Regions from separate parts of the Homo sapiens genome. Here region 1 is linked to region 2. A link is a loop called in an ENCODE intact Hi-C map of the cell type or tissue named here. Cell type or tissue: B cell. All regions are shown on one strand.

What was found. Peaks named below come from ENCODE experiments on the same cell type or tissue, not always from the same donor. Only the 100,000 strongest peaks of a DNase experiment are listed, where the experiment ranks them.
Region 1: a loop joins it to region 2, with 6 times the contacts of the local background. A loop is called at or near these places in 4 of 110 quality-filtered maps.

What each region holds. Positions count from the first base shown.
Region 1 is chr16:67,542,488-67,550,487 of GRCh38, forward strand. RIPOR1 (RHO family interacting cell polarization regulator 1) reads left to right here. Exons shown (of 22, transcript NM_024519.4): 13 at 1-777; 14 at 861-982; 15 at 1,812-1,944; 16 at 2,208-2,343; 17 at 2,469-2,630; 18 at 2,889-3,047; 19 at 3,177-3,373; 20 at 3,462-3,545; 21 at 3,654-3,744; 22 at 3,879-4,299. The coding sequence ends at 3,976. LOC124903703 (a long non-coding RNA gene) reads right to left here. Exons shown (of 2, transcript XR_007065094.1): 2 at 6,732-6,860. Among named protein-coding and RNA genes, the nearest start is that of CTCF-DT, 16 kb to the right of the region's middle. RefSeq lists enhancers at 25-74, 4,510-4,569 and silencers at 265-314, 4,519-4,813. In B cell, CTCF peaks have their summits at 4,658 (motif pointing right) and 4,859; DNase peaks (open chromatin) are centred at 204, 4,704, 5,444, 5,844 and 1 weaker place; H3K4me3 peaks cover 1,656 bases; H3K27ac peaks cover 7,691 bases.
Region 2 is chr16:67,490,228-67,498,227 of GRCh38, forward strand. ATP6V0D1-DT (ATP6V0D1 divergent transcript) reads left to right here. Exons shown (of 4, transcript NR_184227.1): 3 at 1,798-1,894. Among named protein-coding and RNA genes, the nearest start is that of AGRP, 11 kb to the left of the region's middle. In B cell, CTCF peaks have their summits at 3,936 (motif pointing right) and 4,138; DNase peaks (open chromatin) are centred at 1,587 and 3,954; H3K27ac peaks cover 4,112 bases.

The sequences.
Region 1 (8,000 bases), 52 kb after region 2:
CACACTACTACAGGCTCCACCCACAAGCCCATAATCTCTACCCTTACTACTACAGGCCCTACCCTCAATATCATAGGCCCAGTCCAGACTACCACAAGCCCCACCCACACTATGCCAAGCCCTACCCATACCACAGCAAGCCCCACTCATACTTCCACAAGCCCCACCCATACCCCCACAAGTCCCACCCACAAAACCAGTATGTCACCTCCCACCACTACAAGTCCTACCCCCAGTGGTATGGGCCTAGTCCAGACTGCCACAAGTCCCACCCATCCTACCACAAGCCCCACCCATCCCACCACAAGCCCCATCCTTATAAATGTAAGCCCTTCCACTTCTCTAGAACTTGCTACCCTCTCCAGCCCCTCCAAACACTCAGACCCCACCCTCCCAGGCACTGACTCCCTTCCCTGTAGTCCCCCAGTCTCCAATTCCTACACTCAGGCAGACCCTATGGCCCCCAGAACTCCCCACCCAAGTCCTGCCCATTCCAGTAGGAAACCCCTCACAAGCCCTGCCCCAGATCCCTCAGAGTCTACGGTTCAGAGTCTAAGCCCCACTCCCTCACCCCCAACCCCTGCACCCCAGCATTCAGACCTTTGCCTGGCCATGGCTGTCCAGACCCCAGTCCCAACGGCAGCCGGAGGGTCTGGGGACAGGAGCCTGGAGGAGGCACTGGGGGCCCTAATGGCTGCCCTGGATGACTACCGTGGCCAGTTTCCTGAGCTGCAGGGCCTGGAGCAGGAGGTGACCCGCCTAGAAAGTCTGCTCATGGTGAGGAGGGCTGGGCTGGGCTAGGGCAACCAGGGAGGGCAGCCAGGGGGCGGCAGCCGCTCTGATGCCCTTCACAACCTCAGCAGAGACAAGGTCTGACTCGCAGCCGGGCCTCCAGTCTCAGCATCACTGTGGAGCATGCCTTGGAGAGCTTCAGCTTCCTCAATGAAGACGAAGATGAAGACAATGATGTTCCTGGGGACAGGTGAGGGGGCTAGGCAAGATGGGTGTGAGGCTAGGTGAGAGGGAAAAGGTGAGGCAGGACCAGGGGAAGGTGGAACAGGTGAATTGGGAGAAAGTCAAAGGACAGGACAGGTGAGGCAGGGCCAGGTGGAGCATGTGAGGACTGAGTTGCTGGCAGGTGCACCTGTGTCCACCCCTCCCATGTCCTTCATGCCCATGTCTCCAACCCTACGTGTGTCCCCAGTGCTTCTGACCGCCCTCTTCATCTCTGCAATGTCTGCCTCCCCTGCCGGTCCCCATCAGCTTGGGTGCCTCCAGCCCCTCCTCTTCCCCTTGGCCTCACCTTGGACCTGCCCTTTAAGGAGCTCTCTCAGTGTCTCGCCGTGCACCCTGGGACCCCAGCACTGCCCCACTCCTTCTCAACCCCGACTCTCCCAGAGGCCCTGGCCCCTCAACTGTCAGTCCTGGAGTGGCCTTTGCTGGTTCCCAGTTGAGAGTTGTGCCAGGTCCCTCCTTCCTCTGCTGCTGCCCAGGCTACAGCCCCATGCCCTGCACCCTTTGCAGTCCACTTGTCATAAACCATCCCGCCTGCAGCCTACTCCTACCCATGCCATCCCCAGTGGTCCCAGCTGGAGGTAGCATGGCGCAGACTGACTCCAGAGATCCCTACTACCACCTGCTGGTCCCAGCCCCTTCCTCCTTCTGGAAATCCTCCATGAACTTACCCCACTGTCTGCTGTCGGTGCATCATCTTCTTCCTTTCTGGCATGGGGGAAGCTTAATAAAAATAAACGCTGGTGACCAGGTGGTGATGTGTGCCTGTGGGGTGGTGGACCCCATTTTTCCCTCAGGCCTCCAAGCAGCCCGGAGGCTGGGGCTGAGGACAGCATAGACTCACCCAGTGCCCGCCCCCTCAGCACGGGGTGTCCAGCTCTGGATGCTGCCTTGGTCCGGCACCTGTACCACTGCAGTCGCCTCCTGCTGGTGAGGCTGATGGTGTTCCCCCACCCTTCCTTTGTAACCCCTAACCCCAGGGAGTCCTGCCCTTCCATCCTGGTCCTCTATACCTCCTCTGAGTGCCACACCCCAGTGCCCCAGGGCCCTTGGCATCTGGCCCTTGCTGAATGGAGTATCTCCCAACTCTGCAACCCCAACCTCCCCCAGTGCATGCTGGGACTTGTCCCTGAGCACGATCCTCCCGAGCCCTACCCTGAGGCCTGAGCTACTTGGCCACCCATGTTCTCCAGAAACTGGGCACATTTGGGCCCCTGCGCTGCCAGGAGGCATGGGCCCTGGAGCGGCTGCTGCGGGAAGCCCGAGTACTGGAGGCAGTATGCGAGTTCAGCAGGCGGTGGGAGATCCCGGCCAGCTCTGCCCAGGAAGGTAAAGGCCCTGGGGGTTCGGGCTCTGCCATCTGCCTTGAAGCTCCTACCTCAGCCTACTGCCATCTGCATGCTCTCTACTCACCTGCCTGCCTGTTGCTGACGGTTTCCCTCACCCCCTCACAGTGGTGCAGTTCTCGGCCTCTCGGCCTGGCTTCCTGACCTTCTGGGACCAGTGCACAGAGAGACTCAGCTGCTTCCTCTGCCCGGTGGAGCGGGTGCTTCTCACCTTCTGCAACCAGTATGGTGCCCGCCTCTCCCTGCGCCAGCCAGGCTTGGCTGAGGCTGGTGAGTGGGCTGCTTCCTCCTTCCACCCTTGCTCAGATTCCCAGTGACAGGAAGCTCGGGGAAGCCAGGTCAGCCCACACAGATAAACGAACTGGGCACCGAGGAGACCAGCAAAGACTTGGGCCTTAGAGCAGAAGGACCCAGATGGGTGGGGTTTGAACAGGGGGCCCCTGGACCTGAGCCTGGGATAGGAGCATCTCTCCCCTCTAAAAGCTGTGTTCACCCAAACTCTGAGGCCCATGCTACTGCCTCCTGCAGTGTGTGTGAAGTTCCTGGAGGATGCCCTGGGGCAGAAGCTGCCCAGAAGGCCCCAGCCAGGGCCTGGAGAGCAGCTCACAGTCTTCCAGTTCTGGAGTTTTGTGGAAACCTTGGACAGCCCCACCATGGAGGCCTACGTGACTGAGACCGCTGAGGAGGGTGAGGCGGTGGCCCTGATCACATAGTGGCCTCTTGGGGTCTGAGGACATGAGGACAAGCCCTCCCCAACCTCGGGGGCTCCTCACCCTGCCACCTTGCCCACCCACCCACCATATCCCCTTTTTTCAGTGCTACTGGTGCGGAATCTGAACTCGGATGATCAGGCTGTTGTGCTGAAGGCCCTGAGATTGGCGCCCGAGGGGCGTCTGCGAAGGGACGGGCTGCGGGCCCTCAGCTCCCTGCTCGTCCATGGCAACAACAAGGTCATGGCTGCTGTCAGCACCCAGCTCCGGAGCCTGTCACTGGGCCCTACCTTCCGGGAGAGGGTGAGTTGGACAGGGCTCCCTTGAGGGCGAGGGCTGGGGTCCTGGACTCCCACTGTCTGGCTAAGTCTGTCCTCCCACCCTTCCACAGGCCCTCCTGTGCTTCCTGGACCAGCTGGAGGATGAGGACGTGCAGACTCGAGTGGCTGGCTGCCTGGCCCTAGGCTGCATCAAGGTGACCCCTGCCAACCCTCCCACCCCTCTGTCCGCTTCCGGCACCCCCACCCCTGAAACCCTCCCATCTGCTCCCCTGAGCCCACCTCAATGCTCCCTCCCCTGACAGGCTCCCGAGGGCATTGAGCCCCTGGTGTACCTCTGCCAAACTGACACAGAAGCTGTGAGGGAAGCTGCCCGGCAAAGCCTACAGCAGTGTGGTGAGGCTGGGGGATGGAAGAGATGGGTGGAGTTCTGGGACATCTTGGCTGATGGGAGTAGGAGAGATGGCGCCAGGGGTGGGAGAGTGGGATGGGGCTAGGGCCACCCTTGACCTCATCCTCACTCATTACAGGAGAAGAGGGACAGTCTGCCCATCGACGGCTGGAGGAGTCCCTGGACGCCCTGCCCCGCATCTTTGGGCCTGGCAGCATGGCCAGCACAGCATTCTAAACTATTCACCCATGGGTTCCTGGTGCCCCTTTCCCCCCACTTTCAGGGCTCACCAGGCACTGGCAGGGAGGGTAAGGGCTGGCTCCAGATACCCCTCCCCCACAGATTCCTAGCAATGAAAATCTAATATATTCTTCTGTTGCCCCTGGGGTTGGAGAGTCAGTGCCTGCAGTCAAGTGCCTCCCAGCCTCGGCTCAGCACATCCCTTGCCACAAATCAGTGTCTGGGGCTTGGCCACCCTGCCGCTGCCCAGCCACATCCCTTGGTTTTGTATTTTATTTACAGAGTTTTACAGAAAATAAAAAAGCAAAATGTCTTTCCTACATGGCCTGGTACACTCCTGACCCTCTGCTCCAACACCCTCTGGCTGTGGCCCTGCCTGACACTGGTGTGTTCACACTGCAGCTGTGACAGTGCCATGTGCACTTGCCCTGGAAATTCAGGTGGAAGAAAGCCCAGAGGCTGGAACTGGGCTTGGAGAAGAGAGCAGGGGAAAAGGGTGGTTCAGCCTGCAGGTGGGGCCTACCCTGGGCCTGGGAACTACGGCCCAAGGTGGAGCTAAACTGGAGTTGGCCCAGAAAACACCAAAGGGTGCCAATCCCAGGCTGTGGCCTGGGAGCAAAGGGGAAGGGAAAGGAAAAACAGGAAGGGAAAGGAGGCACGGGGTGGCTGGAGCTTCTGCCCACCAGGGGGCAGCAGATCCGCGTCAGCAGATGCCAGGTTTGGGTCTTCTGCAGCCTGGGCAGCTTTCTGCAGAGGGGGCTGAAGGAGCTCCTTGAAGCTGGATGGCAGGGGAGAGGAGCTCCTTGCGGAGGGGAAGAGCTGGGACCTGGGAGGCAGGAGACCTGGATGGCTAACCTGTGACCCAAGACAGCAAGTCCCTTCCCTCTCCAGCTGTCTCCCCCTCTATAATAACAAACGTGCCTGAACTCTGTGATCCCCAACAGCCGGCCAACCTGTGCTGCTTCAGGAAGCAGAGATCCCAGGAGAGGGCTTGCCTTTGCCCCGCCTCGCCTTGCCCCAGAGCTGCCTGGCCAGTGAATGTGTTAACCCCAGAAGGCTGAGTCCTGCGTGAGGAACTGGAGTGTGGGGTGGGACTTCAGGATGGCAGGCCTGTTCTAAGGAGGGGCTGAGGGAGGCCCACACCCGTGGCTAGAGAAACAGGCTCTCCACCCTTCCCCTCTCCCTCAGCACTTCCAGTATCCAGGGGCAAGGAGGTGGTGCATACGCAGCACTTCCCTGACTCATTGAGGCCACTCTGATGTCCCAGTACCTGTGGCAGCAGCTTGGCCTGTGCAGGACGTGTCACGTTGGGGAGCCTGCCCTCAGGAAGAGCCAGTGAAGTGCCAACAGTCCTCTGGAGGGTGACCCAGATCCCCAGGGAGCCCTGCCCCCCAGTGTTTTAGAGCTAGGTATGAAGAGGTTTGGCTGGGGCTTTAACCACCTGCTGGGGAAGCCAAGCTGAGCAGAAAAAACGGCAACAGGAAGAAGCACAGGAAGCACCTGTGTGGATGCAAGTGGCTCATTCCAGACGCTGGGGCGAGGGTGGGCAGGGGCAGGCAGGCAGCCCTCTGCACACTGGCGCGGCTCTTTGCTCTCTGGGTAACGAAGGGTGGCACGGGATGGTGCAGCTCAGTATTTGGGGTGGTGAGCTGGAGCAGCATGGGGCAGAGGAGGCAAACAAATGATGGAGACCAGGCCAGCACCCAAGGCTGGCCACAGCTGGGGCCTGCCCCAGGGGTCCCTGGAGGAGGCCGGCAATCCCAGAACCGCCCCTAGCAGCCCTCAGTCCTGAGGCCCCCACAAGAGGCCCATTGGTAGAGCAGGGCTATCCACCTGCATCAAAAGCATAGCCTGTCATGGTGGGGGAAGAGGAAGTGAACACTGGTTGACCAGGTCCTGGGAAAGTGCAGATGGGGGTGACTGAGCCTGCATGAGCTCACAGCTCAGTACACAGGAGAGAGCAGGGCTTGGGCAAGAAATGGAGGATGGAAAAATGTCATCATCCCAGCCAAGGGGTCCACTGGCGTTGTCACTAAGAATCCCTGCTCTCCAATGCTGGGAAGGGACAGACCCTAGACTCTGTGCTCTGCAGAGTCCTGAGGCCAGAGCCTAGTATTCAGCTCTAGCCAGGGGTGGGTGTGAGGATCGGAAGGGGACAGGAGCTGGAATGAGGGCACTGTGAGCACAGCCAGGTGAAGCACATGATGCCTATCTGGCTCAGAGCAGCATGAATCAACCCCAGGACAGCCAGTCAGCCTCTCTCCATCAGTGGCTTGAAGGCAGGCTGGATGGCCTCCTACACCCAGGCCCATGCCCAGGTTCCTGAGATGGTGGAGGGGCAGAGAGAACCCTTGTCCTCCCACCTCTGTATCTCTCCTGACCCCCTCTGCCTCACAGGGGCCTCCCACAGGGCAAACCTGCCCATAGCATTCTCCCACCCCCTACCCTGCTGTCATGTGGGTCAGGGAGGCAGGTGTTCCTGCTGTTTGGGACTGAGGACAGTTGGGAGCCCCTTGCCTCAGGTGATGGGCAGTTGACGATACCATCATGAGTCAAAGGTATCAGGGCAGGGAAAGCGTCTGCCCAGCCTCTGAGGGGACAGATGGAAGTGGGCCTCCAAGGCCTGTGACACACTGAGAAGTGCCCTATCAGTTAAGTCCATTGAGGCCACAGTCGCCTTGGCCATCATCTCTGAGACTCTGCCCAGAGGAAACTGCTCCACGCACACTGCAAAGCAGGGGCCAGGCTGAAGTAGTCCATGATACAGTTTATTGTGCTGGCAATCGATGGAGTGTTCCCTCTACTCTCCTCCTTTCCTCTTGCCCTCTCCCAACCTTACCTTTCCTCCTGTCTCCCACTCTTCTTCCTCATGTATTCCAAGCTGCAGAGGACCAAAAAAAGAAGAAAGAAAAAAGGCACGTTTGTGAAGGCAAAGAAAAAGATGGGTTGGCATGTGGGAAGAGGATTGCTGCTTTGTCTCGCCCACAGAGCGGGGGTGCCTTCCTTGTATGTTTCTGTGCCTGGTATGTGGGTACAATTTGCTGAACCCCAGACATATGACATGACCCTCCTTTCCCTCCATACCCCCCTCCCCACCCCAGACAATCCTGGAGTGTCCCTTTCAGGCCATCCATCTCCCATGGACAGAAGGCTCTTGGCTTGGCTGCAAGGCCTGGCTTTTCTGGGCCTGGGTGATACAGGAGGGTAAGCTTGGGAAGGACTCCAGTGCCTCATATAAACTGCTAATGAAGCACAATCTATCATTTAGAAAATAGGACTGACATTGGCCTGCGAGAAAGGGGTCTCTTGTTTCAGAAGGTTGACGGCAATTGGGTGATGGCCACTACTCTGAGTTTAATGTCAAGGGTCAAGTCTCACTTGTCTCCAGATACACCCAGGGCATATGGACACTCAGTGAATGCTGACTGAGAGCAGCTGAATTGCTATACGCAACACCTAGGTTTCTAACTGTCTCCTCTTAATTTCCTTACAACCTTCTCCTCCTCCTCAGGCATGTCTTAACATGGTGAAACCCCATGTTGTCTCTACTTAAAAAATAAAAATCGCCCCACAGGGTTCCATTCTAGGCCCTTTCCTCTCTCTCAAAACATACCCCTAGATGACCTCCCCATTCTGCTGGCTTCCATCCACATGCTGAGGCTGCATGCCAATCATTCACATGGTTCTTACCTTGCTTCCAGACCCCCACATCCAGCTGCTCACTGGACACTTCCTTTTGAACATCTGGGGCATTTCAAACTCAACATGCTCAAAATCAGACTCAACATCTTCTCAAAACTTGTTTCTCCTCCAACAGCTCTAGGGGTTACCAATTTCCCAGGTACCCAAGCCATATAACAGAGCCTCATCCTTACTCTTTCCTCTGTACCCACATCCCAGCCATCAGAATCCTCCCAATTAAATGCCCTAAATATATATTTTTTTGATATGGAGTCTTGCGCTGCTGCCCAGGCTGAGTGCAGTGGCGCAATCTCGGCTCACTGTAACTTCTGCCTCCCGG
Region 2 (8,000 bases):
CTGTCGCCCAGGTGGAGTGCAGTGGCACAGTCTCAGCTCACTGCAACCCCTCCTGGGTTCAAGCAGTTCTCCTGCCTCAGCCTCCCAGGTAGCTGGGATTACAGGCGTGTGTCACCACACCCAGCTAATTTTTGTATTTTTAGTGTAGACGGGGTTTCACCACGTTGGCCAGGCTGGTCTTGAACTTCAGGTGACTTCAGGTGATCCACCTGCCTCGGCCTCTCAAAGTGGTAGGATTACAGCCATGAGCTACCATGCCCGGCCTGTCATACTTTTTTTCGGAAACAAAAGATTAGTTCTGTATTTCAACATTAACAATGACCACACTCTGACTCAATATTGGGGAAGTTTTGAAACCAACCCAATAGTCCCATAGACAGCTTTTTTGGATAAACATAGAAATCAACCCTTCTGATCCTAAAGCTTGAAACTTACATTTGTTTTATCTGAGTTCCCCTCTCAGGAAAGGATCCCCAGTCCTCTCAAAAAGTATCAAAGAACTGAAACCCACCAGATCATCCCATCCAGACAATGAGACTCAAGGGCCCTCATTCATCATGATTTGCTTCCTTACCCCTTGCATTTGTTTTCCCACACACAATTACATTTCTTCCCTGCTATATAAACTCCTAATTTTAGTCCATCAGGGAGATGGATTTGAGACCGATCTCCCGTCTTCTCACCTGCATCACCCGATTAAAGCCTTCTTCCTTGGCAATAATTGTCTCAGTGATTGGCTTTCTGTGTGGTGAGCAGCATGACCTAGACCAAACCTGTGGTATTTTAATAACAGTTTGAAGAGTGTGAGTTTGGCCTGAAGGGAGAAGCCATTGATGGCAGGCAGAGATGTAGGCCCAGGTTTGCCAGAGCTTCAGACTTTTTTTTTTTTTTAAGATGGAATCTCGCTCTGTTGCCCAGGCTGGAGCACAATGGCGTGATCTTGGCTCACTGCAACCTCCACCTCCTGGGTTCAGGCAATTCTCCTGCCTCAGTCTCCCGAGTAGCTGGGATTACAGGCATGTGCCACCACACCCAGCTAAGAGCTTCAGGTTTTTAAAGAAAAGAGAGAAAACAGAAGTTTTTTTTTTTTTTTTTGAGACGGAGTCTCACTCTGTCGCCCAGGCTGGAGTGCAGTGGTGCGATCTCGGCTCACTGCAAGCTCTGTCTCCCAGGTTCACGCCATTCTCCTGCCTCAGCCTCCCGAGTAGCTGTTCTACAGGCGCCCACCACCACACCCGGCTAATTTTTTGAATTTTTAGTAGAGACAGGGTTTCACCGTGTTAGCCAGGATGGTCTCAATCTCCTGACCTCATGATCTGCCTGCCTTGACCTCCCAAAGTGCTGGGGTTACAGGCGTGAGCCAAGAAAACAGAACTTTTAAATGATGTTTACATGTCTAGCTTCAAAAAATGCCATGCAGGTTGTCGGTTTCCCACTTCCAGGGTAACTGGATGGAATTTCTGCCTTCATGGTGGTTCAAGCCTGAAGTGCCTTGAGACCAGAAGTAAAGAGTTCCTTCCTCCTGCAGCACTGCTAGGTTTCCTGGAGGAGACGGTCTGTAGGTGGGGTTCCTAAAGGTGGAGAGAAGAGGAAGTTACTTCCTAAAGAGAAGGAAGATAGGGGGTAACTTCAGTGTGGCTTTTGCAGAGTTGTTCATGACAGGAATCCTATCAGGCCCTGAAGTTTCCATCAGCACAGCCCCCAACCCTCACTGTCCCACACCCTTAGCTTCCTGGTTCTAGTCTCAAGGGATTCTGCTCACTTCTGTCCTCGCTTTTTTTCTCCCTGGGAACCAAGTAACAGCTGAAGAAGTCCCAGGAGTCCTCCCATGTCCTCTCAGCAACCCAGGCTGGAGCCTACTCCTTGGTGTTGGCAAAGGAAACCGTCTTTGAAGGTGAGACCTTTTTTTTTTTTTTTTTTTGAGACGGAGTCTCCCTCTGTTGCCCAGGCTGGAGTGCAGTGGCGCAATCTCAGCTCGCTGCAACCTCCCCCTCCTGAATTCAAGCAATCCTCCTGCCTCAGCCTCCTGAGTAGCTGGGATTACAGATGTGCATCACCACGCCCGGCTAATTTTTTTTGTATTTTTAGTAGAGATGGGGTTTCACCATGTTGGTCAGGCTGGCCTCGAGCCCCTGACCTCATGATCAGGACTTCCTAACCGCGCCCGGCCCAAAGGTGAGGCCTCTTACAGCTGTAATAAAGAGAAGAGAAGGCTGGGTGCAGTGGCTCACGCCTGTAATCCCAGCACTTCAGGAAGCCAAGATAGGCAGATGGCTTGAGGTCAGGAGTTTGAGACCAGCCTGGCCAACATGGTGAAACCCTGTCTCTACTAAAAGTACAAAATAATTAGCCAGTGTGGTGGCACATGCCTATGGTCCCAGCTTTTCAGGAGGCTGAGGCAGGAGAATTGCTTGAGTCCAGGAGGCAGAGGTTGCAGTGAGCCAATATTACACCACTGCATTCCAGCCTGGGCGACAGAGCAAGACACCATCTCAAAAAAAAAAAAAAAGAGAGAGAAGAGAGGAGGGTCTGAAGACTTCCTGCTGGCTGAGTGTTATCTGCCTCAGGCTACCCTGACTTTTTCACTGTTTTTCACTTTTTTTTTTTTTTTGAGATAGTCTCACTGTGTAGCCCAGGCTGATGTGCATAACACAGCAGCCTTGAACTCCCTGGTTCAAGTAATCTCCCTACCTCAGCCTCCTGAGTAGCTGAGACTACAGGCATGCACTACCTCTCCCAGCTCGCTACTTTTCAGAAAGGGTAGACAAACTACAGTAGCTGCCTGGACACCATACTTGGAGGAGAAGGGGAGGGGGAGGCTGCACCGGATTCTGTCTTCTGAACTATGTTATCTTCCAGTTTCAACATCATAAATAGCACAGCAATCTTATATGATGGGCCTCCTGATGTGATGCAAAAATCACCAAAGTAGTATTCTTGACAAAAGTATTTACCATGAATCCAATCTTGAAGAAGCAATCAGGTAAATCCAGAATATACTAGAAAAGTGGCCTGGCCTAAACTCCTAAAAAGAAAATCAATGACATGAAAAACAAACAGGCTGAGTGTGGGGCAGAGGATACTCTTCTATATTAAAAGACACTAGAGAGACATAACCAAATCCAATTCATGAACCTTGCTTCACTCCTGGACTAAAATAAGAATGCTAAAATGGGCTGGGCGTGGTGGCTCACGCCTGTAATCCCAGCACTTTGGGAGGCTGAGGTGGGCGGGTCACCTGAGGTCGGGAGTTTGAGACCAGCCTTACCAACAAACCCCATCTCTACCAAAAATACAAAATTAGCTGGGTATGGTGGCATATGCCTGTAAACCCAGCTACTCGGGAGGCTGAGGCAGGAAAATTGCTTGAATCCGGGAGGCAGAGGTTGCAGTGAGCCGAGATCGCACCATTGCACTCCAGCCTGGGAAACAAGAGCAAAATTCCGTCTCAAAAAAAAGAAAAAAACATGGTAAAATGGCATTCTTGGAACAAGTCAGGGTGATACTGCTGAATTACTGTTGGTGTGGTGATGGTGTTTTCATTGTGTAGAGCAAGGTTTCTCAACCTCTACTGTTAACATTTTGGTGCAGATAATTTTCCTTTTCTTTTTTTTTTGAGGCAGGATCTTGCTCTGTTGTCCAGGCTGGAGTGCAGTGGTGCAATCATGGCTCACTGCAACCTCCCCTTCCCAGGCTCAAGTGATCCTCCCAGCTCAGCTTCCCGAGTAGCTGGGACCACGGGCCCACGTTGCCACGCCCGGCTAATTTTTTGTATTTTTTGTAAAGATGGCGTCTCACTTTGTTGCCCAGGCCGGTCTCAAACTCCTGGACTCAAGTGATTCTCCCACCTCTGCCTCCCAAAGTGTTGGGATTACCAGCAACCCCAGGCCCACATAATTCTTTCTGGTGGGAAGTTTAACAGCAGTTCTGTTCTCTGCCCACTAGGTGTCAGTAGCACCACACCTCTTTAGTTGCAACAACTAAAAAACGTCAAATGTTCTCCAAATAGGTAGTGGTGATGGTTGAATAACATCGTGAATATACAAAAACCATTGGACTGTACCCTTTAAAATGGTTAAAATAGTGAATTTTATATCATGTAAATTTTCCCAATAAAAAATGTTATTAGGCCGGGTGCGGTGGCTCACATCTGTAATCCCAGCACTTTGGGAGGCCAAAGCTGGCAGATCACTCGAGGTCAGGAGTTTGAGACCAGCCTGGCCAACATGGTAAAGCCCCGTCTCTACTAAAAATACAAAAATTAGCCGGGCGTGGTGGCATGTGCTTGGAATCCCAGCTACTTGAGAGGCTAAGGCAGGAAACTCGCTTGAACCCAGGAGGCAGATCTTGCAGTGAGCTGAGATCACACCATTGCACTCCAGCCTGGGTGACAAGAAAGAAACTACGTCAAAAAAGAAAAAGAAATGAGTTTCCTCCTCCATACTTGCAGAGCCCCAGTGAGTCCCTGCTCTGCAATGCTCATACCCATTGTGCTGTTACTGCAAGTCAATGAGAACGTTGGTGGACTTCTCTCCACTTCACAGAAGAATGAATGGAGGCCCAGAACAATGGCATGAACCTGTCGTTTCTTGGCCTTTTGGCTAAGATCAAGTGCAATGGCATGAACCTGACCATAGTCGTAGACAAACAAGAGGCAGAGACATTGTCTTAGTTTGAGTTCCCACTTCAGAAAACCTTGAGACAAACATTGTAGCACAGGAAGTTTATTAAGAGGATACAAGCCAGGCATGGTGGCTCACGCCTGTAATCCCAACACTTTGGGAGGCCAGGGTGGACAGATTGCCTGAGCCCAGGAGTTCAAAACCAGCCTGGGCAACATGGGGAAATCCTGTCTATAAAAAATACAAAACTTAGGCTGGGCGCAGTGGCTCACGCCCGTAATCCCAGCACTCTGGGAGGCTGACATGGCTGGATCACTTGAGGTCAGGAGTTTGAGATCAGCCTGGCCAACACGGTGAATGAAACCCCATTTCTACTAAAAATACAAAAATTATCCAGGTGTTGTGGTGTGCACCTGTAATCCTAGCTACTTGGGAGGCTGAGGCAGGAGGCTCACTTGAACCTGGGAGGCAGAGGTTGCAGTGAGCTGAGATCGTGCCACTGCCACTCCAGCCTGGGTGACAGCGAGACTCTGTCTCAAAAAAAAAATAGCCTGGCATTGTGGCATATACCTGCAGTCCCAGCTATTAGGGAGGCTTAGGTGGGAGGATTGCTTAAGCCTAGGAGGTCAAGACTGCAGTAAGCCAGCCGGGGGCGGTGGGTCAAGCCTATAATCCCAGCACTTTGGGAGGCCGAGGCAGGCGGATCATGAGGTCAGGAGATCAAGACCATCCTGGCTAACATGGTGAAACCCTGTCTCTGCTAAAAATACAAAAAAATTAGCCGGGTGTGGTGGCGGGCGCCTGTAGTCCCAGCTACTCAGGAGGCTGAGGCAGGAGAATGGCTTGAACCCGGGAGGCAGAGCTTACAGTGAGCTGAGATTGCACCACTGCACTCCAGCCTGGGCGACAGAGCAAGACTCCATCTCAAAAAAAAAAGACTGCAGTAAGCCGTGAGCATGCCACTACACTCAGTCTGGGCGACAGAGCAAGACCCTGTCTCAAAAATAAATAAGGAAATAAAAGAGGATACAAAGAACAAGCGTACAAAAATACAGGGAGGGAAGACAGCCACTATAAAGTGGGTCATAAGCAGGGTTCCACCAGGGATGCCTGGTCCCCCCGGGGTGTGGGTGGGGAACTCTGGGCTGCAGTGCAGAATGCATGTCTCAGAGAAGTTCCACCCAAGGCAGGAGGAAGGTGAGTAGATATACAGCAACCCTGTCTCAGTCCCTTGGAGGGTTGTTGGGGGAGAGTTAACTCCTAGCACTTCTGACCAACTTGTAGAGTGAGCTCAGAAAGCCCCAGACACATCAGAGGCAGATACCAGCAGTGGACACCAAGAGTCTGTTCCACGTGTGTCTAAGCATACTTATCCCCCAAAATGTGGCGCCCACACCAACAGCATCAGCCTAAGGTAGGAACCTGGGAGGATGTTAAGTCTGGCTCTGCCCCAACATAATGAATCACAAACTCCTGGGGTAGGGCTCAGCTGCTAGAGTTTGTTTGTTTATTTGTTTGTTTGTTTGTTTGTTTTGAAATGGAGTCTCACTGTGTCGCCCAGGCTGGAGTGCAGTGGCTCCATCTCGGCTCACTGCAACCTCCGCTTCCCAGGTTCCAGCGATTCTCCTGCCTCAGCCTCCCGAGTAGCTGGGACTACAGGCACGAGCCACCATGCCCGGCTAATTTTTGTGTTTTTTAGTAGAGACAAGCTTTCACTATATTAGCCAGGCTGGTCTCGAACCCCTGACCTCGTGATCCGCCCACCTCGGCCTCCCCAAGTGCAGGGATTACAGATGTGAGCCACCGCGCCCGGCCAACTGCTAGAGTTTTAACAGACCTTTCAGGTGGCTCTGATGTGACTGAGCTTTGAGAATCTCTGCCCTAACCCACCATTTCTAACTCCAAAGCCCAAGGTCTTTCTGGTACTAGATGATGGCTGAGGCCTGCAGCCAATTAGTGGGAAGGGCTGCTGGGGATGTTAGAGGCAGAGGAATAAGCGGCCTGACACTCAGCTCCGGGGACACCAAATAGGTGCTGGCCCTTGTAACCCAGTGAGGAGGCAGCGCTCATTCCTTTATCTTAAAATATGTCCTGAGCACTTACTGCATGCCAGAGCCTGGTGCAAATGCTTAGGGCTTACTAGGAACCTGGGGGTGGAGGGAGCAGGGTTGATGTGAAGGCTGGGTATTGAACACAAAGAATTTGGGTCTTTTGGGGCTCCTGTGGTCTGGTCCACTCCTTGGAGATACCCACCAGGAGATGACTCAGCCTTCCTAGTCCAGGAAGGCCCCCGCCTCTTTTTCTGTGAGCCCAGCCATCACCTTATTGCCTTCAGCATGTCCTGAATGGATTTTGTCACTGTTACTGGGGCCTGCAAAGCACACAGCCCTCGTGGTCCAGCTAAGACCACCTGGCCACAGGCCGGCCCACAGCCGTACTTGCAGGGTGAACCAAAGTCAAGGAAGGGTCCAGAGAAGCTGGGTCTGAATGCCACCCACCACTTCCCCATGTCAGGAGATGACACTTATGTGGACACCCCAGGGATTCCTATGATTCCTCCAACCCATCACCTTTTCTAGAGCACCCCTCACTCCTCTCTCCAGAGTCTCCCACCTTTCCAGCACTGGCTTCCCAAGTTCCACTCTCTGCAGCCTCCATCTGTGGCCTGGACCCCAGGATCCAACCCCCTAAACTCCTTCTAGGCAACCATCTTGGGCAACTTCACCCAATGACAACCTATGCTCCTCCTGTTATTGACAGCCCTGAAAAAATGGAGTTCAAGGTCATAGGCCCCATTGGACCTGATATCTTCACCAGGCTCCTGAGAACCCAACTGAGCAGCCCTGTCCTCAGATTCCAGCTCGGACATAACATTGGGGGTCAGAAAACTGACTCCCAAGGTACAAACTGGAACAGCCAGGGTGAGTGCCAGCACACAGGATGGCTTCCTCATCATAGGCCAGAGTCTGGCCCTGGGTTAGCAAGTTCAGGGCAGCCTACAAGAGGAATGAGCTGGAAAGAGCTGTGGCCAACCCAGGGAGGCCCCAAATACACCAAGTCCCAGGTCCTCCTGCTCTTGTCACCTTTCTACAGTGGTAAGACAAGACACATTGTCTGAACAGTCCCAGTTCAGAACTTCTGTCGTGGAGCCTGTAGTGCTGCAAAGGTTGAAGACAGTGGCTTATACCCAGCTCAGTTCTTTATTTTCTCTCTTTCTCTCCTTCCTTCCTTCCTTCCTTCTCTTTCTTTCTTTCTCTTTCTTTCTTTCTTTCTCTCTTTCTCTTTCTTTCTCTTTTTTTGAGACAGTCTCGCTCTGTCACCCGGGCTGGAGTGCAGTGGTGTGAACTCAGCTCACTGCAAGCTCTGCCTCCCGGGTTC